Linked DNA regions of Mus musculus: all the other regions are linked to region 3. A link is a loop called in an ENCODE intact Hi-C map of the cell type or tissue named here. Cell type or tissue: heart. All regions are shown on one strand.

What was found. Peaks named below come from ENCODE experiments on the same cell type or tissue, not always from the same donor. Only the 100,000 strongest peaks of a DNase experiment are listed, where the experiment ranks them.
Region 1: it touches region 3 in a loop (6-fold over the local background); 14 of 42 quality-filtered maps call a loop at or near these places.
Region 2: a loop joins it to region 3, with 2.8 times the contacts of the local background. A loop is called at or near these places in 2 of 42 quality-filtered maps.

Annotation. Positions count from the first base shown.
Region 1 is chr11:84,240,760-84,248,759 of GRCm38, reverse strand. It overlaps Acaca (acetyl-Coenzyme A carboxylase alpha), which reads right to left. Exons shown (of 54, transcript NM_133360.2): 10 at 5,312-5,482; 11 at 3,392-3,553; 12 at 2,903-3,066. Among named protein-coding and RNA genes, the nearest start is that of Acaca, 49 kb to the right of the region's middle. In heart, a CTCF peak has its summit at 4,973 (motif pointing right); no DNase peak of the experiment used is centred here.
Region 2 is chr11:83,781,702-83,789,701 of GRCm38, reverse strand. Heatr6 (HEAT repeat containing 6) reads right to left here. Exons shown (of 20, transcript NM_145432.3): 20 at 5,948-8,000. The coding sequence ends at 7,980. Among named protein-coding and RNA genes, the nearest start is that of Gm38934, 25 kb to the left of the region's middle. In heart, CTCF peaks have their summits at 1,761 (motif pointing right), 4,174 (motif pointing left) and 4,901 (motif pointing left); DNase peaks (open chromatin) are centred at 221 and 2,691; H3K27me3 peaks cover 860 bases.
Region 3 is chr11:84,175,795-84,183,794 of GRCm38, reverse strand. It overlaps a transcript of Acaca not described here. Among named protein-coding and RNA genes, the nearest start is that of Gm11437, 12 kb to the right of the region's middle. In heart, CTCF peaks have their summits at 3,758 (motif pointing left) and 4,390; DNase peaks (open chromatin) are centred at 3,614 and 4,214; H3K4me3 peaks cover 2,728 bases; H3K27ac peaks cover 2,328 bases.

The sequences.
Region 1 (8,000 bases), 65 kb before region 3:
TATCTATTGAGTGTGGTAAATTTATGAGCGACTAGAGAAAAGGAAGAATGAAGCAAACAGACCAAAAGGAAAAATAGGTACTTTGTTTAGAAAACAGTGCAGCAGGAATTACAGAGACAAAATTTGGAGCTGTGACGAAAGGATGGACCATCTAGTGATTGCCATATGCAGGGATCCATCCCATAATCAGCTTCCAAATGCTGACACCATTGCATACACTAGCAAGATTTTGCTGAAAGGACCCAGATATAGCTGTCTCTTGTGAGACTATGCCAGGGCCTAGCAAACACAGAAGTGGATGATCACAGTCAGCTATTGGATGGGTCACACGGCCCCCAATGGAGGAGCTAGAGAAATTACCCAAGGAGCTAAAGGGAACTGCAACCCTATAGGTGGAACAACATTATGAACTAACCAGTACCCCGGAGCTCTTAACTCTAGCTGCAAATGTATCAAAAGATGGCCTAGTCGAAAGGGGGAGTGGGTGGGTAGGGGATTGGGGGGGGTGGGTATGGGGGACTTTTGGGATAGCATTGAAAATGTAAACGAGGAAAATACCTAATTAAAAAAAGAAAACAGTGCAGCTAAAAAGAGGGCTCGCAGACAGGGAGAGAGGCAAATCTGCCGATAGAAAGGGAATATATAAACTATATGCTTATTGTTCAGGGGATATAGTAGAAACAACATATTCATGTATGGTATTTATATTATGAGAAATGATGTTGGATGTGTAGGCTAAGACTATTAGAGAGGAAGATCTAACAGCCAATGATAGAGTACAGATTAGATGCCACGAAGAAAGCTCTGAGCTGAAAGAAGAATTTCTGGTACAGTATCAGGAAGCATCTATTGCAGAGACTATTTCAATATGATAAAAGGTGACCTAATTTCTTTTCTTCTATAGAGAAATATACAAGCAGACCAAAAGAAAGTAGTGAGAATTCTGACCAAGGCTTTGGACATATCCTGTAGAATAAATACAATGGCCTGCTTAATCAAGACTGAAACAAAAATGCCAATAGAGGCCAGCCTGGAAACACAAATGAGACAGGGAAAGTGAAGGGGGACTGTCTAAACTACTCAACTCATGTCCAGTTAAATGAAGCAGCCACATGAAACTTCCACAAGCTGGCTAAACAGGTTAAGGCACCTGCTGCCAAGCCTAATTATCAAAGTTCAATTCTCAGAATCCACACAGTGGAAAAACTGACTCCTGCAGGCTGTAAACACACACACATACAACCACACACACACCCACACACACCCCACATCAGATTATTAAAGCAATATAACGCACTGAGAGGCAACTTTATACATTTTTTTCTGATAGCACTATTATAATTTTGAACATTTTCACACACAGTCTTGAATAGATGTAAAGAAGTATAACATACAAAACACAGGAATAAGCAGACCTCATCACTTTTGGAAACATTGTTACAAGCTTAAGAACTGGACTGGAGAAATGGCCCAGCAGTTAAAAACACTAGCAGCTCTCCAAAGAACCAGGGTTCAGTTGTCAGCACCTACATGGTAGCTCACAACAATTTATATCTCCAGTTCCAGCGGATCTGACCCCCTCTTCTGCCCTCTGCAGACACCACCATGCATGTGGCTCAAATAAATATATGCAGGGAAATTATTCATACAGCTAAAATTAAAAAAAAAATCCTAACAGCAATAACAACAACAAAATCTCTTAAGACTATTAAAAAATACTAAGGGAATACACATTCTGTGTACAGTTCAAAGGTGAAAGGAATACTATTAAATCAGGGGCTAGGCAACACACCATTAAAGCTTTAACTGAAACAGAAAGAGAAGTTTGGAAGTAGCTTAGTAGCAAGTATGCATAAAATCCTGTGTTCAATCTCTAGCACCACAAAGAAAAACAGAAAGGAAGGAAGAGGCAGGAGAGAGAAAAGGAAGTAGGGAGGGAAGGGGAGAGGGAAAGCCAGGAAGGAAGACAGAGAGAGGCAGAGGAACTAATTTTGAATCTATGACAGATATTTTAAAACATATACTAATAAAAATTACTTCCCACCAATTTTTATGCAAGCAAAACTACTGACTATTTGATGCATATAATTAACAGAATATTAATATTTAATCTGCCATTTATATTTATATAAACTGTTCCATGGTTTAATATAATTATTCTCTTTTCATAAATCAAGTAAGATTTTATTATTTTAAATGTCAGGACACCATGGTGATGGTGGTCAGTATCACTGAATATCTGAAAATGCTAGATTATCCCCAGAAATAAAAAATGGTAAGACCTTGGTTACACAAGGCATGTGCATATCAAAGCAGCATGTAGTATATATACCCTTAAATACATACTCACAAGTATGTGTATGTATACATACACATACTTATATACCTTTGTACATACACATAGATTTTACCTGTCAAATTAGAAAATTTAATGCATGTGAGTTGCTCACAGCTATCTAGTGAAGCACTTTATACTATCTATAACTTATCTGATACCAAATTCATGGGCAAGAATCTACCTCTCCCCAGCAATATTACCATCACTGTAAAAACAAAAACAAGGGGAGTGGGGGGGAGGGTATGGGGGACTTTTGGGATAGCAATGGAAATGTAAATGAGGAAAATACCTAATAAAAATATAAAACTAAAACAAAACCAACATCAAAGCAAATAACTTCACTTTCAAAAACCAAAAAGCAAAAACCTTGCAAAGACTTAGAAACAAACAAATCTGCCAAGCAGTACAGAACACAGGATGAATTCAAGTACAAACTAAGATATATTTCTTCCAGCAAGTTCTCCACAGCAGCGCTTCCACAGCAGATGAAGAATGGCCAATGCCTTCACTGAGGATTAGCCCAATTTTATTAAACAAAATGCAGTGAAATGCTATCATACTCACGAGATTGCTTCCTCCCTGTTTTCTCCCCAGGAAAAGCAGTGCCCGAACTGAGAATCAGCAAATTCATGAAGTCCTCCAGCAGCAGCAACACTGAAATAACCCCAAACGTTCTTATTGCTACGAAAATTAAGTTCCTGAACTGTTCCAGAGCTGGGCTTAAACCCCTGTTAGAGGACGAAGAACAAAAGAGACTACATTTAGTGGCAGGGAAAAGAACATTGATACTTGATGTTCAGGCTCTAGGTTCATTAGGCACAGCTGACCCAAAACCATACAAGCCAAGGTCCAGAGCTATAGTTCACAAGGTCCAGAGCTACAAATCACGGATGCTTCCTGAGTGACTTTGAAATGAAATGGCCAGTGCAGCAACCATCATGTATCTGCTCTCCAAATCTTCTATAAATTTCCCTCTCAAAACCCGGTCCAAGACTTCAAAAGCATGTCCTCAGACACTTGTCTTAACATTAAGCCTTTTAAGTGAAGGGTTACCTCATCTGGGTTTTCACTGGTGATCCGAGCAGCAATCACGTGGCCCCTTGGGCAAGGAACATGAGCAGAATTTTCAAAATCAATGGGAGCATCTCCCCAAGGAGATACCCCATACATCATACGAATATCCTTGATCCTAAATAGAGGGATCCCCATGGCAATCTGAAAGATAATAAAACACATGTCACTTTCCACAGTCCCTGTCCTTAACAGAGGGGAGCTATCAAAATACCTGAGAGTCTTTGCATATTTTGGAATTACTACTAAAGCATTCTACTTTTGTAATCTGCATTCTACAACTATCTAAGTTATATAAAATAAAACACAATGCTAAGGGTTATTTGCTAGGATCATTCCCCTTTCCTAACATGTCCCCAAATTCATAATGCAACAGACATTTTCCTCTGCTATCATTTCTCCATGGGGGGATGAGAATAAAATTATCTAAAGAAAAAAAAAAAAAGTCAAGAAGTTCAGATAGGTAAAAACCCTTAACAACATTAGAGTTGTCTCTCATGATGTAAACCACTGGAAAGAGTAAATAAATCTCTAGACCCTTACTTGGGTGGCTACTCCTACAAAAGGAGGACAAGAAAACTAACCAAGGAGGGATATGATCAACATGCATAAAAACAGCATAATGAAACCCTGTTTGTTCCGAGACAGGGTCTTACTACATAGTCCTGGCTGGCCTAGAACTTGCTATGCAGACTAGGCTGACCTTAAACTCACAGACATCTGTCTGTCTCTGTCTCTTGAGTGCTGGAATTAAAGGCATGTGCCAATACTCCTGGAAAAGCCTGTTATTTTATAAAATTAATATGCTCTAATAAGAGCTTGTGAAACAGTTCAACAAAGTCACTCACTGCCAAGGCAATGACCTGAATTTAATCTCCAGACTCCATGGTGAAAGGAAAGAACCAACTCCCAAAAGTTGTCCTCTACCTTCCAAACACATGCTATAGTATGCGCACCCATATACATAAATAAATGTTAAAAAAAAAAGTAAAGAAACCCACAAAACTCTTTTTAGTGGGAACCTGCAAGCTGTTTTTAGTATATGCCAAAACTAGGTCACATAAGATTATCAGCTAGGTATTTTGTCATGTGCTCACAGTCCAAGCTGCTCAGACGCCTGAGATAAGAAGACTGCTTGAGATTAGGTGATTAATTTCCATACTAAATTCAGCATCAATATGGTCCCTCTAAAGAGCAGGGACCACCAGGTTCCCTAAGATGGACCAGCCCAAATTGGAAATAATGCAGATAAAATAATGTCAAATATTATCATTTGCTTCTACTATTTACCATACTATTTGTTTCCCAGGCTGGAAGAAGACGATAGAACAATAGCTACCACTTTATATATTATTTTTACAATGTGTACTACTCAGTTCACCTCATCTGGACTTGTTTCAATAAACAGACTAGAATCAGAAATGGGGGCTAATGCCAAAGTTATGGAGTTTACTGTAATTAAACAAAGCAAATTGTTCTTTAAATTTTTTATTAATTAAAAAAGTGTATGTATAAATGTTTTGCCTACATGTCTGTACAACATGTGCAGTGACTGAAGGAGCCAGCAGAGGGCATCAGATCTCCCACAACAGGAGTTACAAAAGGCTGTGCACCAAGTAGGCATTGGGAATCAATCTGGGACCTCTGGAAGAGCAGCCAATACTCTTAACAAAAGAGCCATCTTTCCAGCCCAAAAGCAGACTGATTTTAAAGTTTCTTCTCAAAACAGTTTATTGGCTGTGTTTATATGGAAGATACAGTACAACTGTTTAGTTTGAATAACATCAGAAAACTAACCCATACCACGTAGCCCGTATTTATGAGAAATAAAGGCTCTTGCTTATTTGTACTTTTCTTGAAATTCCCTAAGCTATAACTTGAATCCAGGTCAGGGTGACTCACCTGGAGCTGTGCTGCAGGAAGATTGACATCAGCCACCATCTCTGTACAAGGATGTTCAACCTGTAGCCGAGGGTTCAGTTCCAAAAAGTAGAAGCTTCCATCCTGGCTGTACAAGTATTCCACAGTCCCAGCACTCACATAACCAACCATTTTGGCAAGTTTCACTGCACACTTAAAGAAGATAAGAGACTATGAGTTTGCCACTTGTCCAGCCATTGCATCACTGTAACTACATACAGCTAGCTGTCAACTACTCAGTGCTTAGATAAGCCACCCAAAATTCTGACCCACATTCAAGAAAATCATACCCACTCTGATTACTATATAATGTCCTGAGATAACAAACTCTGTGATAAAGTGGGAGAAAAGAGTGTTTTCACATCAGATGACAAGCAGTCTCCCATTAGACCAGAGGGCACAGAGGCAAAACAAAGATGGGAGTAAATTCTTCACTGACTCCTAGTTTCCAGGATTCCCAATATGTTCATGTTCTTAGAAACACTGTTACCAGCTAGAGATTGGGTTTCTAATCTCTTATGTAGCTAGTGACTAATCTCTTATAGGGACCATGTCTTCACCAACAGGATTCAAGCACTGGCAAGTGAGATGTATAACAAATCAGATTTCAACCATGCAGATGAGAGCATGTAGTTAAGAATGGCAAATCAAAATAGGCTCACTGAATTTCTTGGATCTTCTTATTATATATAGCAATTTAATATGTATCCTAACCAGAATGGTCATTTGGAACTGCAGATGGAATGATGCTATTTTGAAAATTAAAATCTGTTATGCTAGTTTAACAATAAGGTAAAGGTGAACAAGGAAACATATGGCAGATGGGAAAGCTGGGGGGTGAGCTCCTTGTTACAAAAGGACACATTTAATAGATTATTTCCTACAAAATGAAGTGCTTGCTCCATATTAACTAACTATAAAAAAAATGTTAAGGACTATGGCTGTAGATTAGTGGACAGAGTGCTTGCCTACCATGCCCAAGGCTCTGGGTTCGATCTCTACCGCCACACAAACCAGGTGTGGTGACACATACCTTGAAAGAGGTGAAGGTGAGGCAGGAGGATCAGAGTTCAAAACTATCCTCAGCTACATACAGAGTTTGAGTGCAGCCTAAGATACATAAAAACTCTTCATCTAAAAGAAATTACTACATCTGATTATTCCAACTTGAAACTGAGTATAAGTAAACAGTCCAGAAGGTTACTAAATAATTGAGAGAATTACATTTCTGAACACAAGGCTACAAGCCTGGCCTTCAAAATATGTGACTAAAGTCTTAAGTAACAGTTATATTTCTAATCCCTCATCAGTGGGAATCAGGCTATAAAACTTCCCCCAAAGGAGGCAGTCTGAAAACCCATGTTACAGAAACGAAATCGGGAAGAACTTGGCCCAGTATCAACTCAGGTGTCTTATAGGGCAGTGGCAAAGGAGCTGACTTCCTATGAGCAGCCAAGTCTAACTGAGAAAGTACTCGCCTATGGACCAGGGAGAGCACAACTCCTTCCTACACAGAGCTGTTAGTGTCTGTGGGACAATGATTCCAAACAGGAATTCTGATTTCATTCTATCATTGCAGAAAAGGTATACAACTAGGAAGAGACAAAGAAAGACTCTTTCTTTCAAATCACTGGACCATGAACAAAAAGGAACGTACCTCATGTACAAATTTTCATGAACCTAGAGACCCTTAGCCGGGCAGTAGTGGCGCACGCCTTTAATCCCAGCACTCGGGAGGCAGAGGCAGAGGCAAGTGGATTTCTGAGTTCAAGGCCAGCCTGGTCTACAGAGTGAGCTCCAGAACAGCCAGGGGTACACAGAGAAACCCTGTCTCAACACCCCCCCCCCAAAAAAGGACCTAGAGACCCTTGATCTGAGATTGTGTATCTTGCAGCACTAGGTGACTGTGGTGACTTCAGTCTGCTTTTCTTACAGAATTACACATGTATTCTCAGCCTGAACTAGCAAACAAGAAATAGATAGCAAGAACAGACTGAGGCACAGGTTACTCCAACACTTCTATTCATCTTTTGAGGGAAGAGTTTCTCAAATTTCAGCTGGCACATGGCCATCCAACTAGTGACTCTAACTCCTAACAATTGTTGTTCTGAGTTATGATGAAATTGTGTGTAGAGGAATGTGAGAAGTGTCTGTGTGACTTATGTACCATGTAATTATTTGCCTGACTTCTAAATACCCATCCACCCTGGCTAAAATGGAACACAATCTTGCAGGATGCTTCGTCATCAGAATTCTGATGCCACACAATATCAAAGGTTAGCAAACCTTTTTGGTGACTGACCAAAGTAGTTATTTTCAACTTTGTGGACTATAGTCTCTGTCATTGCTATTCAGATATTTCACTGTTGCAATAACACAGTCAAATATAAAATATAAGTTATACAGCATAGTTGTGGTTCACTAAAATTTTATTTACAAAATAAATCAGCAGGATTTGTTCTATGAGCTGTAGTTTGCTAAACCCTACTTAGGAGGAGGAAGAACAATAAACCAAGGTCTGGTACAAGCCTATATCTGAACTAGAATGAAAGAGATCATTAGAAAGTTACACCTCACTTAAACTACTGTATTTGAGGAATTCCTATTATAGCAGGTGAAGAGTAAAAATAAGAAATAGAAAATATTTCTAAGACAGAATATAGTTTAATTT
Region 2 (8,000 bases), 390 kb after region 3:
CAAAACTGATATTAACAAGCTCTATGCTTTAAGAAATAGCCCTGCCCCAAATCCCTGTAATTTACTCCCCATCCAAGCTCCATTCAAGCAGCAAGCAGCTGTGTCATCTGCTCTGCTTCCCAGCCCCACTTGAACCTGCGCTGCCTTCAATGCTAGCTAGCATAAGCTTCACTTAGACGCTTCAGGGAGCCAGCATCGGGCATTGACAGGAAGGCGCATGCGTCCCGACCGTGATCTGAGCATGTTACTCAGAAGTTTCGTAATCTGTGAGTCACAAAACAGGAAGGATAACATTTGCCTCACTGTTAAGTATTGTTCTCAGATGACACGATGCTAGCGAAACTGCCTCATGTATAGAAGATACTCAGGAAATGCATCAAGAATCGATGAGCCCCTCCCAGATGACTGGGGCTCGCGTTCCCTTGTCTCCAGCCCCTTACCACTCCCCTTTTCTATACTCTTGCCTTGCCATGCTTGTGAGGCAGGGCCAAAAGCTCAAGAGATTCTTCTGGTACCTTCTCTGGCACCTTACATACCGTTCTTGTTCAAAGCATTAAGCGTAACCAAGGGTGTTGCTTTTTTTTTTTTTTTTCTTTACATTCATTCCAGGGTGGAAGGTTGTCTCACTGCACGAGAGACATGTTATCCTACAGGTGTCACGACCACCCCCAAATCCAGCCTTTCAGACCAGAGCTCCCTGAACCCATGCCCCCTACAAGCTAAGGCTCAGAGAAGAGCGATGCTTCTCCACTTTGGGCTTCTTAGCCCTCCAGGGCACATTTTCCAAAGCATGAGATATGTTGGGTTGTCATAGTTAGGGGGATTCTTCCTGGCGTCTGGTTAAGTAAGGGGTTTGAGATGTTGACAAACATCCCACAGTGCACCTACAAGGAACCAGCCTGCCCGAGGAATTAACAGTGCCATGGTTGAAAACCTTGACTTAGAGGGGCCCTTCCATAAGGTCAGGGCAAAGCTCTGCTCACAGCCCTCCCCACCCATGGTTCCTAAACCCCTCCTCTTTATGGTGGGGGGACAAGGCCAGGAAGGCCCCACATCCCAGTTACCACGCTCAGCCTCCTCCTGTTTCCACCTGCTGTTCTGCTCTGTTACCTCCTGCCCCTCTAAGATAGCCTGTGTGTCCTACGTGCCACCTGCTGTACAGCTCTGTGGTCACCCCAAGGGTCACCCCCGCCTGCCTCTGCTCAAAGGTTGTCTTCCCAGGGAGAACTTCCTTCACACCTCGTGCCAAACTATAATCTGCCCAGAGCTTTCTGTCCGGCCATGATCTGTTTTTCCTTGCCTCTGGCCCCCGAGACCCCAGGTCACTGACGGTATTAGCTTACCGTCCTGATCAAGTGTGATATCTGCAGGACTTTTTTTTTCCTTGTTCCCTGATATTTTCTTCTGCTTGATTCTTTTTCTTTTCTTTTCTTTTTCTTTTTTATTTTTGAGACAGGGTTTCTCTGTGTAGCCCTGGCTGTCCTGAAACTCACTCTGTAGACCAGGCTGGCTTTGAACTCAGAAATCTGCCTGTCTTTGTCTCCTAAGTGCTGGAATTAAAGGCATGCACCACCACTGCCCTGCACTTGCCTGATTTTTATATATTATATCTTATATATTTGATAAATTCTCCAGATATCTTCTCCAGTGAATGGATGAATGAATAAATGAATGAAAATCCTACTGTTCCAGAGCTGTTCCGTTCTTATGAAGTCAAGCTGACCTGACACTTGTGTCATGTGAGTGCAGTTGCCCTCATAGACCAGAAGAGAGCGCTGGATCCCCTGGAGTGACAGGTGGCTGTGAGCCATTGGACGTGGGTCCTGGGAACCCAACTCAGGTACTTTCCCTTATTATCCCCAACACCTGTTCAGGCAAACACTTAAATGTTATTCTGAGCATCTCATGTAAATGAAAACCTACAGTATACGTGGCTGTCTTCTTTGACTTAGCATAGCATTTAATGGCTCACCCACGATATGGAGTATATTGATATTTCACCTTTTCTACAGCCCAATATTATTCCACCGAGTAGACACACATCATGCCGTTCTCTGGTCGCCAGCAGAGCCGCCGTTGCTAGTTAGGGGCTATCCCGAATGCTGCAGCTGTGGGCACTGCTGTACTTGGTCACATCATTTGTTTGGGGTGTCACCTGGAGTTGCTGAGTCATGTGGTGACTGTGTGGAAATTTTGGAGGGACTGCCTGCTGCGCTTTCTTCCTGGCTTTGTGGATTCACACCCAGCATTGTCTTTCCTCGAGTTATGCCGAGCTTCTTCGGTCCATGCTACCTGACCTCCTCTGCATGGCATACCTGGGAGGCTCCTGTGCCTCCTGAGGGGCACCCTCTATGGCCAACACCTCAGTCACAAGGAAGGGAGTTTCAATATCCCAGGGCTCAGGTTACACGGGCAGCAACTACAATGAAGCCTCGAGTGAGAACCCTCAGCTCCTCCCTTCTGTTCGTGCTCCATCTGCTACCTGAGTGCTCCCTAAAGCAAATCTATTTTGCTTTAGGGATACCTACAAGTCTAGTAAGCCTACCGACACTGCCCATGACCTCTCTATGGGCTCACCATGCTGAGCGTCACAAGCTAACCCACCAGAGGCCATCCGCTTGGCTAAACCTCCCTGCCTTGGGTTAGGCCACTCCCTCCTCAAATGTGATTTCCTCCCTTTCCTAGTCAGGAAGAACAGCCTGACTGGCTTTCCTCTTGTGCTGGCCTGGGTCCAGCCCTCACCACCCTCATCTGGGAGTGCCTCTTGGCTTGAACTGGCTTAGCGTTCACCTTTGAATCTGAGTGATAGCCATGTGTGGAATTTCAAATGTGGTAAAAGCAAAAATAAAGTCCCAAGCTTGGAAAGAGCGTTCTTTATATGTTAATTTCCCCCACATCTGGGTTTCACATATGTACAGTAGCAAAGCCATGTAGGAGACAGTATAAGATAGAGAAGCCTCCAAGACCTGAATTCCATTCCCGCTGTCCCCTTGGTGAGCTTGGTCATGAGGGCTACCATCTCCCCTCCGAGGCCTCGGTGCTCGTCGATACGAGGGGGTGTTGTATTCCTTTCCAATTCACTCAACAGACTCTTGCCAGGACCTGTTCAGGCGAGGAAAGGCCAACAAGACAGGAAGTGACTTATATCCAGCAGGGAGGGCCACAGATAAGCAGGCAGGTGACCATAAAAGAGTGGTAAAGCGTGTTCTGAAAGATGGGGCTAGCAAGGAGAGTACGTTTTCCCTCCATCGGGAGTTTTCAAGCCAGTACTGAGCATCCAGTGGTAACTACCCCAGCAAATGGGGCCAAGCAGAAAAGGGTCCAGGAAGAAAAGCCTGCAACCTAGGAACAAGGGACATCCCGGAGACGGAAGGATGGTGTGAATACCACGGACAATCGCTGAAGCTCTTAGGGCTTCCCTTCCATGTCAACCTCAGTTCATGTGCTGAGAGATCCAAATGCCTACTGAAGAGTTACGTGCTGGGTGTGGACCTGTGATCCCAATACTGTGGAGGCTAAGGCAGGACGGTTGAGAACGGAACTCCAGCCCGTGCATTTGGTGACAGCTCATCTCAAAACAAAACCTACCCCCTAAAAACAAACAAAAAACAAGAGACACAAATAATGGAGCTAGAGAGGAGGCTCAGCAGTTAAGAGCATTTGCTGTTCTTACAGAGAACCTGGGCTTGGTTTCCAGCACCCACATCAGATAGGTCCCAATGCTCTCCCCAGTTTCAGGGGATCCAAGACCCTCTTCTGGCCTCGGGTATCTGCACACATGTGCACACACAAGCAGGCAGATATATACTGATTTTCCAGGACAAAGACTACATCAGGGGTTCATAAATTCTCCAGAAGGTTCTGCAACACACTAACCAACCCTTGTGGCGTGTTCTGAAGTCTGAGACGTCGCTGTAAGTAGAAACAGTAATACAACTATTATAAAACTCCCAAAGGCAACACACCTCAGACCACTCAACTCAGAATCTGTGAACTGCCATAAGTCATTGAAGTTGTCCCAGGTGACTTCAACGTTAAGCCTGCTCCTCACCCTTGTTTCTAATGAGAACTGGATACCCACCCCCACCCGACTCCACTCCACCCTACTCATGTCCAGTCTAAATGACTTTGTGATCTCTGTCTCCACCTGCTGGCCATTATACCAAACTGCAGGAGTTCAACTGTGCTATCTGTAGATCCAAGACCTTGCAACTTTTTAAAAAAGTTTGCTAAATGGATAAAAAAAAGAATCAATGAGATGAAAATATTAAGTAGTTAGAGCATGTAAAAATAATATTTTGCTGGAGAGATGGCTCAGTGGGTAAAAGCACTGACTGCTCTTTCAAAGGTCCCAAGTTCAAATCCAAGCAACCACATGGTGGCTCACAACCATCCATATGAGATCTGACACCCTCTTCTGGTGTGTCCGAGGACAGCTACAGTGTACGTACATATAGCAATAAGCAAATCTTTTTTTTTTTTTTTTTTAAAAATCATATCCTTTCCTATGACGAGGTTGTCTAAGAGTCTTACATACATTAGGATAAAGCGTGTGAGAGCCTGGGGAGTATTTGCAAAGTAAAACACAGCCAGTATTACCTACTGCTGTTAACTAAGCATAAGTTATAACCCCTGTTTTGTACCAGTGATTCATTGTCAAGGAATTGTTTTAACTTAGTCAAGTCAAAGTATATTTAGTCCTATTTTCCTGATGTTGACTATGGGTACTTAGTGGTGAGGGTTAGTGGGAAATACAGGCCTTTAGGCAGGAAGAGATAGCTTAGTGGTTAAAAGCACTTGTTGCTCTTACAGAGGACCCAAGTTTAGTCCATACAAAGCAGCTTGCAACCCCTTGTAACTTCTGCTCCAGGGGGAAGAAATCTGATGCCCTCTTCTGGCCTCTACAGGTACGGCAAAACTGGTCACAGGCATAGATAGGCCGAACACCCACACACATAAAAAGTAAAATGGAAAAAAAAAATCTAATTTGGTGGTGGAGAGATAGCTCAGTGAATAAGAACACTTCCTATGGGATCTTGAGGACCTGAGTTCAGCTCCCCAGCACCCACATAAAACAGCTGGGTACGCCCGGCGGTGGTGGCACACGCCTTTAATCCCGGCACTTGGGAGGCAGAGGCAGGCGGATTTCTGAGTTCGAGGCCAGCCTGGTCTACAAAGTGAGTTCCAGGACAGCCAGGGCTACACAGAGAAACCCTGACTCGAAAAACCAAACCAAACCAAAACAGCTGGGTATGATCACGGGCATGTAACCCCAGTACTACTCGGAGTGGAGAAAGGATAGTTCACTGGGGCTTGCTGGCAGCCAGCCAAGCTCCAGGTTCAGCAACTGACTCAGTCTCAAAGGAATAATGCAGCAAGTGAGAGAAGAACAGTGGATGCCCTTCTCTGAACGAACTCTGCAGGCACACACCCACGGATGCAGATACACACACATGCACACAGACAGACACACTTGCACACACACATACACACAGGCACACATTCATGGATGCACAGATACCACACACATGCACACAGACAGACACACATACACACACATGCATGCATACCAAGGCACACACACACAGATGCACAGCTACCACACACCCACACATGTGCACACACATACACACACCCACAGATGCACAGCTCCCACACACACGCACACAGACAATGTTCACACACACATACACACTGTCGAGTTTAGTGCCATGAACAGGATTCTGACTCCAACGCCTTTCCGCTGTTTTTTATATCATAGCGAATCTACAGCTGTAGCCCTGCTGACCGGGCAGCCTGAGAAAAGCAAGGCCCAGAATGCCTCAGTGAGAATCTGTCCCTCAAGTCAGAAGCGGGGACCAGGACACCTATAGTATCTAGAGGTGTTTCTGTATATTCCCCTTTAGGTGAACCCTGACATCCATATCAGAGACCCAGAAACCAACGGTTACAAAGAAATGCCAGGTTTTATTCAAGGTAAGCAAAGGACAGGAGCAGATCGGCAAATGAACCATCAGATCCGGTTTTGCAAGTATTTTCACCAAGATACAAACTGGCGAAAATTCAAAGAACCAGAGCCTGTCAGATCCTCTGGCCTAGGGAAGTGTGTGAAAGAAGCCGTAGCTGAGGATGCAGAGGAGGGTGTGGAAGCCATGCAGGGTCAGGGCAGGGTCAGCTCGATGCCTGGGCCCTCCATTTCAGAATCACCCTGAAGGAATGCAAGCTCACACAATGTTCTGTGTGGACCCCTCACTGTGTAGGCGGACCCCTTTGGACAGGCGAGCCCTCTACCATTGGAACATGAAGACTTTAGTCAGTGTGAGTGCGTGTTCACCAGTCACTGTCTACACAGCAGTTTCTGAACCACCATGATAGAAAAGAAAAAAAAAAAAAAAAAGAAGAAGGAAATTAGGGGCAAAGGGGAAAACCTGAAGATCTATGCATGCCTTTAACTGTGTACTGTGTACTTCAAGTGACAATTTTGGTTTCTGTTGTATTTCTCGTGTGTGCGTGTGTGTGTGTGTCTGAGGTGGTTGTCAGGATTCAGTCTCCATTGTTCTCCATCTTATATTCGCTGAGGCAGGGTCTCTCAACTGAACCCAGAGCGTGCTATATTTGCTCATACAGTGCCCATCTGGCTTTTTGGCAGCTTCTGGTGATTCAAATTACAGTTCTCAGGCTTGCACAAGTACCTTTCCCACTGTGCTATCTCCCCAGTGTCTGCTGGGCATTTGTTTGAGATAGACTCTCCTTATGTAGCTCAGGTTTGCCTGGAACTACACAGCAAAGGAGAGACTTACAAACTCCTGGCCCTCGTGCCTTGACTCCTCAGAGCAGGGATTTCAGGTGTGGACTGCCACGCCTAGCATTACTTCAGTTTTCTGAGACTGGGTTTTGCTATATTACCCATTGCTCGCTCTTCTATCTCGGCCTACAGGGTACTGGGATAACAGAAATGTTAACCATGCCTAGCTTAAATCTCACAATTAAACAAATATCACTAGAACCAATCTTTGCATCTTTTAATTTATCCCACAGCAAATATAAGTGTGAAGTACTTTCTTTCTTATATAACCCTACACTTTGGATGGAAATAACTTTATTAAATTGATTGTGGTCAAAAGTACAAAATCTAAATGTAAACAACTGATTGGCCAGAAATTACTTTAACAAGTGTTTGACATTAATAACCATTTAAGTTACATGAATAACCCAAAATACACAAATTAAAAGGTGGCTGGCCAAACAGCATATTTAATGTACGGGACCATGTCATCCTAAATGTCATTTGTAAATTTAGACAAAAGTTGGTGCTGCTGTGGCGCAGGATCCTGGACTGTGGGGAGGGGAGGAGCCCTGGGGTGCACGCAGGTGCAGGCGAGCAGCTGCACATTCATCAAGGGGGGCTCTTGCAGGGGTCTGCAGCTGCTGCAGCTGTGCCAGCAGACACTGCATGAGACCTTTGCTCCGATTGGTGCTGGGCTTTTTTTTTTTCTTTTTCGAGACAGGGTTTCTCTGTATAGCCCTGGCTGTCCTGGAACTCACTTTGTAGACTAGGCTGGCCTCGAACTCAGAAATCTACCTGCCTCTACCTCCCAAATGCTGGGATTAAAGGAGTGCGCCACTGCGCCTGGCGGTGCTAGGCTTTTTAAAAAACACTCTTGAAAACACAATTCTAATAAGATTCTAATTTCTAAATTTATTTATTTTTTCTTTCTGAGACTAAAAGACCTCCAGTTGTTTGGGCCCAGGCTACATAGATCCTGATTCCTTGTTTCTTGGTTGTCTGGGTTAGAATGGCCAGTAATGGAACCACTCTCCAAAGTGGCGAAGCCCTTTGAGAAAAAGTTAAATAGCCACTAACCCGTTCTAAATAAACGCTGCCGGATGCTCCTGCCCTAGAATGAAACTCCATGTATCAAATGCACAGGCTTGGTGTCTGATTGCCACTCGTGACCTGTGAGGGGAGGGTGGGAAAGTCACTGATCTGAGGGCCCACG
Region 3 (8,000 bases):
GTAGTGTGATTAACGTCCCTTTCTGGGTTGGTCTTCTACTTTTTTTTTTTTTGAGATAGCATTCTTCTTATGTAGCCCTTGGCTCTCATGGAACCTGCTGTGTAGACCACACTGGCCTCAAACTCACGCAAGTCCTCCTGTTTCTGCCCCCTGAGTTTGGAGATTACAGGCCAGGCCTATACCACACCCAACAAAATCCCTTATTGTGAAACTTTTTACCTGTGTCCTTAACCATCCTAAAACCAGATGGCGTAATGGCAACTTAAATAAGTAACAAATTGGTAAGAGAACTCAATCATTAGAATACACTTGGCGAAGACTAACTGGCTAAACTTGTAAAACCTTTGCCAGGTCAAATGCATTCTTGCAAGTAAGTGCAGCATCCTTGTAACGCTACTGCCAAGCTTTCTGTCTCTATCATGTCAAATGAACCATTGCATTCAAGGAAAGCTGAGAATGATTACAAATAGACAGACAGACATAAACTACTTAAATAGGAATCTGTTTTCAAAGTGGATGGATTGATGAGGACCACGTTTAAATGGGAGTCCCCTCAACAGTGATTAAGATTTACTTTTCAGCCAATAAGGCTCCAGTGTTTATTCATAAGCCTTCTGATTTTAAATGTATGGAAATATGCTTGATGTGTGGCTTCTACAGTTATTAATCTTTAAGAACATGTGAAGGGTCACATGAGATAGCTCACCTAGCAAACAGACTTCCAAGTTCAAGCACAGGAACTTGAGTTCAATGTACAGGGAAATGAGAGAACTCCCTAGAATTGCCTTCTGACCTTACCCTGATCCCTCCTGTACCCATACATATAGAAGACGTTTCTTAAATGTTAGGGAATACTAGGCGGTGGTAGCACAGGCCTTTAGTCCCAGCACTCAGGGGTAAAGGCAGAAGATCTCTGAATTTGGGGCCAGCCTGGTCTACAGAGAGAGTTCTAGGACAGCTAGAGCTACATGGAGAAACCCTGTCACAAAACAAAACAAACAAAACAAAAAAAGTTAAAGAATGATAAAACAACTTTTTTTCTGAATTGCTTCAAAAAGTAACCCAGCCTTTCCCCAGTAAAAACATTAAATTTAAGTGTATTACTGCACGATTTTAATTGTTGGTTGCTCATCCAATAATTAAGATATTAGATACCTAAAAATTGAAAACAAAACAAAAACAAAAAGCAAGGCTTTGACATGCCAAAATTGTGTCATCTACAAATAGGGTCCTCTTCACAGAAAGGTACAGTGAGGCGGAGAATGCTAAGTTGGTAACGTACATGCTTAGCATGCACAAAGCCCTGGTTCAATCCCCAGCACTGCATTAAAAAAAAGATTTGAAGGCCAAGGAGACAGCTCAACACATAACAGCACTTTTTGCCAGGAACCCACATGATAGGAGAGACCCAACTCTCATAAATTGTCTTCTGACCTGGTGTAAGCTTGCACAAGAGCATACACACACACACACACACACACACACACACGTCAAAAACAAAACAAATATGGCGGCACACACCTGTAATCCCAGAAGGTAGCTCAGCTGGTAAAGGGGACTGTTGTGAGATGATGATCTCTGTTCATTCCCCAAGGCTCACATGATATAAGAGTAAACAGATAGGAGACTGTCTTCTGATCTCCACATGGCAGGCATGCTTACATTCCCCACAAAAAATAAATAGAGAAAAGTTTTTTGGTTTCTTTTTTTAAAGGGGTAAGTGCTTATGGAGTCTTGACAACCTGAGTTCAAACCTGAAGACCCATTCCTAAAGGTTGTCCTCAGACCTCCACACATGCACCTGAGCACCTGCATGACCACACATACACACACACACACACCACACACACACACACACACACACACACACACACAACCAAATAAATATAAAACAAAAAAAGGAAAAGGGTAAAGAAAAAGCTGGGTGTGTTAGGGCACCCTTTAATCCCAACACTTGGAAGGCAGAGGCAGACAGATCTGAGTTCAAGGCCAGCCTGGTCTACAAAGAAAGTTCCAGGACAGCCAGGGCTATACACTACTTGAGGAACAACCATATCTCAGGAGGGAAGGGAGGCGGTATGTCAGCACAGGCCTACAAACAATCCTTATACTTGAGACACTGAGACAAGAGAATTCCAAGTTCAAGGCTACACATATGAAGTCCCTTCAAATAAAAACAAAACACTGGCTTTAGACCAGTTAAACCAGTCTGTGTGACAGGTAAAAATTTCCTACTTATTAGCTGAAAAGTGCTCTACACCTGAACTCATTCACAGCACTTTAGAGTTCTCCAAGGCTAGCTTTCACAATGACAGATCTTTGATAATACTTAGTCATGGTCTGATGTAAAAATTCATTATTTCCCAACTTTCCCTTCCATTTTGAAAACGACTTAATCTTTTCTTTGATGTATTTCTATCCTCTGGCAAATCACAAGCAAAACCTCTATAACATTAATAAGCGCTGGCAGCTCCAGAATTCAGTATTTTACTGTTGACATCTTTCAAACCCACAAGTCTTGCTAATTATCATGGGGGTCACATCAATACTTCTGTTAAGGCTTAAATAGTATTTAGAAATAAACTGAAGCCAAAGAAGTGGGAAGAAACTTGCTACTTTGCAGCTAGCAAGCACCTACTACCTACACTGCTTTTTAGAAAAATCCTGTTAGACAACAACGCTTTTCCAACAAGTGCTTGTCAAATGAACACACACACACACACACACAAAAATCCCAAGACAGATGTCAAGGGCATCCCCATTCACCAAGCAACAGACAAATTAGGGTTCTCCTATCCGCTAACAGAGAGGAAACTAAACTATGTAACCAAGGAAAGCATAGTTCCCAGCCTGAACTGTAGAGTTAGAGGGAAAAATGAAACAGAAAAGTCAAGAGAGAACAACGTCTGAGAGTGAAGGCCAGGTTATTAGATTTATTCTGCACGTTGGGAAGTTTCTGAAACAATTTATGTAGACATGGAATCAGGAAATCCTAGAGCCTTTTGTCTTAAATCTCCTAACAAAACCATCTAAAATTATTTCCTCTGATTAGTTATACTCCTGTATGCTTCTGTAAAAACCCACAAGGCCTACATGAAGCCCCTGATTTTTAAAGCTTATTGGAAATGTCCACTTGCCGGATACACATATCCAAACTATATACATATCGGCCCAGATGAGGGCAGAATCTCCACTCACATTTTCCTCTGAACTCTAGCTTCCTATCACCTTCTTAAGTCTTATCTCCAATAGCTGCCCTAAATTAGCAAGGCGAACGCCAAAGGGAGAGTTAAGAACTAGTGAGCACGCTTTTACTACTTACGTCCCTCATAGAAACCCTCAAATCCTGCGAGCAGGAACTGGCAAAGGGACAGCCCGCCTGGCCCGGGCTCTCCCCGCGATACAAAGGCACAGTGAGTACCACAGCAGCCCGCGCCTCTGCGCCCCACACCTCTCTCCGCAAGAGAGGACCGAGACTTTCCGTGCAACCAGACCCAACCCTCAACACCCGCCTCCCACGTGGTCTTCTCCCTCTCGGAGCCCAGGAACCGACGCAAAGAATCAGACCCGCAAGTAGGCAGCAAGCACCGGGCAGACTCACTGATTCCTCCCTAAGGGCCCTGGGCGGTACTCCTCCCAGGTTCCGGGGTCTCGGCCCGCAAGCAGCCTGACCCCAGAGCCCTCCACGCGGAGCTCGAGCGAGGGGGCTTGGAGGCCGCGGAGCTGAGGAGAGGACTCGGCTGTCCGGCCCGGGGTCTGCATTGGATGGAGCCCCACCGCGTGCCGGTGGAGGCTGGGAGGCCGCCCCCTGCCGGCTGCCCCTCCGCGGCCCGGGCCGCTCCGGGTTGCGCTGCGGCCCTCGCCTCACCTCAGGCTGGCGGCACGCAGGGACCGACGGTCGCTGAGACCCTGCGCCGAGATGTGCTGGGCGGGAGGCGACGCCGGCGGCTCGGCGATGGCTGACAGGCGCTCAGCAGGCCGGCCCGGCACCGGGGCCGAGGAGGGCGGGGCTTCGGTGGACTGCCCCGCCCCCGGCCCGCCCCCGCCCGGCCGCCCACCTCAGCCGCCCAGCCCCATTAGGTCCGCGCGCGTCCGGGGTTACTCCAGGCCGTTCACCTCCGACCCCGCTCCGGGCAGCCGCGCGGTCTGGGCGCCAGTGGGAGGGGGCGAGGCGCGGGCTCGGGCCCGCGTCAGCCAATGGGCGCGCGGCGCGGGGCGGGGCGACGTGAGGCGATGCCGATGGTCCGAGTGCGGCTCTGCCATTCGGGGCCGAGCGGTGCGAGGGCGGGCGGGTCTGGGACGTGGTGGGTTCCCCTTCTGTCTGGGCGGGTTTGGGGCCGGCCCAACGGCTCCACCTCCCGGCAGAGAGCGGAGTGGAAGCTATGGTTCCGCTCGAAACTCCCCTCAAGGACCTGCTGGCGAGTAGCGCGGGAAAGGAACCCAGGGGAGCCAAGAGGTGCGATCGGCGACGTGCTGGCCCTGGATGAACAGAACCATTGCTAATCCTGACGCTCTAATGAGGTCCATGTCCTGCCTGTCCACTGCCTTCAGAGTAGTGGAGGCTAGCCTATGCAACCAGCCCCTTTGCTTAGCTCCCCAGCTTACCTCAAAAGGAGCTGAAGATGCTGGATCGCGGAGTATTTCTAAAGAGAAGTGTTAGTAAATAAAGTTTGGTGGTAAGGAAGGTACAAAGGACAGCAGTCTCATGCCTGCCCTCCACAGTGCGTGTCAGGGAGTCCTGACTTCTTAGATTGTTTTACATCCTTTACTGGGGTTGCTCCAAGCCTTTTGAGGTGAATGAAGTCAACAAATTTCTCTAGTTTTATCACTTCACATACTTTCATGGCAGTATGTATTGAAGATTAATGGTGATTGGAAGACTTCCCAACACAATGCAATCATTGATCTTAGGTGCCGAGACGCTGAGAGGAAATCCATTCGACAAGAATGGGGTGAATTCTAAACTATTGCAAGAATTCAGAGGAGCACCCAGAGTTCTTTTCCCAATCCCACACAAGCCTGTGATGGAGGCCAGGAAAGGTGCAGAAGAGGGCACTGTGGCCAGAAGAGTAGTTCAGTGCCAGAGGGCAAAAGTGAAAAGGATGGAAAGGCACACCCCAGGAAACGAATTCTTGGATGGAAGCTAAGACAGGAAGATATTAAGATTGGTCAACAGGAACAATGGGATCCCTTATTGCCATAAGGTGGCAGCTCCTCCAGGAATTTACCCACTCACTTTTGAAGTTATAAGGATTAGAAACAAATTGGGGAATTCACAGATTTTACAAAACAGTGACCTATATTTTAACAGTAACTGTGTCAATGGGATAAATGTCAGTTGAACAAAGGAAATTCAAAGCTTTAAAAAAAAAAAGAAAAGAAAAGAAAATTGAGCAAGACTTTCTGGTTTAACAAGACGTTCCACTTACTGACTAAGAATAATCTGGGAAGCTTTGCCTCTCCATAGTAGTGCTCTCTGAAGCTGGCATGAAGAAGTGACCAAGTAAAAAGAATTAAAAATCTTGAAGTCGCCTCTAATTCTTTCACCTTTTAAAGTCTCTTTCCCGAGGATTCTTAACGGTGTTGCTGTTTGTCGGCTTTAGGAATGTCACAATAATGGGCTTACCCTCAAAAACTCAGGGATTGTGGGGTGTAACCATTTGCCTCACATGTGTAAGACCCTGGGTTCCACCCTCAAGTGAGGTATTCAAATAGACCAGCTCTTGGCTGTGAGTTGGCTCAGCAGGTTAAGGAGTTTGCAACCAAGCCTGAGGACCTAAGTACTATCCCAGCCCACACGGGAGAAGGAAAAAACTGAACAAAGTTCACATGTACACTAGGATATGAAAATATCAACATATACACAAAACATTGTCAAAAAAAAAGTAAAACAAACTACTCAAGGTAAGGACTAATGAAAGAGCTACAATAGTGTACTTACACGGCAGAGGCAGGTGAGTTGGGCCTTCAAGATTTTGTACCTTGCCTGGCCTTGGGAGACTGAAGAAAGACACAAAACAACAAAAAGCTACAGGAGGAGAAACCAAGAATGAGTTAGGATAGCCCAAGACCACTCACAAAGAATCTGCTATCAAATGCTTAGACACCGGAGCAGAGAAATGGCAAAGGGCTGTAAGACAGTAAGTAACTTCTGGAACTGGAACCACTCCTGAGTGTTGTGCTGTTTGGGACAGGCCAAGACCTGCCCATTCTACTGTAGGCTTTGTAGAGCAGGTCTCCATGAGTCCTTGCCACACAAGCTGTGTGTCTGTAAGAGGTGGAGGAATAGAGCCAAACAAAGGGTGGAGAAAACATACTATACAAGGCTAGCAGGTAGAAGAGAAAGGGGGCAAGTGTGCATTCTAGAAGCTGGAACTAGAAGTCTTTTCTGGACTGAATTATATCCCCAAAACCCAATGCTGAAGTCCTATTCTACAGTACCTCAAGATGTGTGGGGGAGCAGGGATAGAGATAGGGTCTTTAAAGATATTATTAAATTAAAACATGATCATTTAGGGTAGATTCTAGTAAAATATAACTGGTGCAATTAAACAAATGGATATTAAGGAACAGATAGACAGAGATCCTTTGAAGACAGAGAAGACAGTAATTGATAAGTCTAGAAGAAAATTTTCAGAAGGTAATTAACACTGTTGACATTTTGATTATGGACTTCTAGTCTCCAAAAAAATGTGAAGAATTCTATATTGTTTCTGTAGTGTCATATTTTGTTGTAACAGCCCTAAAAGAATACAAGGCCTACACGAGAGAGATGGCTCAATAGCATTGACCATCTTCCAAAAGACCGGGGATCAAATCCCAGTACACACGTGAGTGACTCACACAGTCTAATTCCAGTTCCAGGGGACACTAGGTCCTCTAGACACTGAATGTATCCAGTTCTGACACCCTCTTCTAGCCTCTTCAGGTACCAGGCATGCATGTGGTACATAACAAACATGCACTCATACACATAAAAAGAAATATTAAAAAAAAAAAAGATTGTGTAAAGAGGAAGCCAGCTCTTCCTGTAAGTGGCCTGAGGTGATCTATAAAAATGGCTTACAACTCTCTTGACCCAGAAAACCCTACAAAAGCATGCAAATCAAGAGGCTTAAATCATTGTGTTCACTTTAAGAAGGTGAAACTGCCCAGGCCATTGAGGACACATATTCAAAAAGCCACCAAATACCTGAAACATGTCACTTTAAAGAAGCAATGTGTACCCTTCCAGCTGTTTAATGGTAGAGTTGGTAGGTCATCCAGACCAAACAGTGGGAAAGGACAAAGAGTGTAGGTCAAAAGGAATGCTGAATTTTTGCTACACATGCTTAAGAATGCAGAGACTATGAAATTAAGGGTTTAGATGTAGGTCCTCTAGACACTCAACATACCCAGGTGAGCCAAGCGTCTACAAAGAAGCAACAAATTTACAGAGCTCATGGCCAGATTACCCCACATGTGACTCCCCTGCCACACTGCAATGAGCCTCACTGAGAAGGAACAAATTATTCCCCAGAAGAAGCTGAAGAGACAAAACTTATGACACAGGAGTAAATTTAGCATGAATAAATAAAAGTTTATTTTAAGAAAAGGAAACTGAGCACAGTACATGCCTGTAATCTAAGCACACTGGAGGCTGAAGCAGGAGGATCAGGCATCCAAGACAATCCTTGGTTATATAGCAACTTTGAGGCTAGCTCGACTACATGAAGCAAAACTAGACTCCAAAACAAAACTATTAAAAATAAAGTTATGGGGCTGGAGAGATGGCTCAGCGGTTAAGAGCACTGACTGCTCTTCCAGGGGACCTAAGTTCAATTCCCAGCAACCACATAGTGGCTCACAACCATCTGTAACGGAATCTGATGTCCTCTTCTGGTGGGTCTAAAGACAGCTACAGTGAACTCACATAACTCACATAAAATTAACTAATTAATTAATTAAAAAGAAGTTGTATAGAGGTGTAAGGAATTGATACTAAGCATCCTGACTACCTT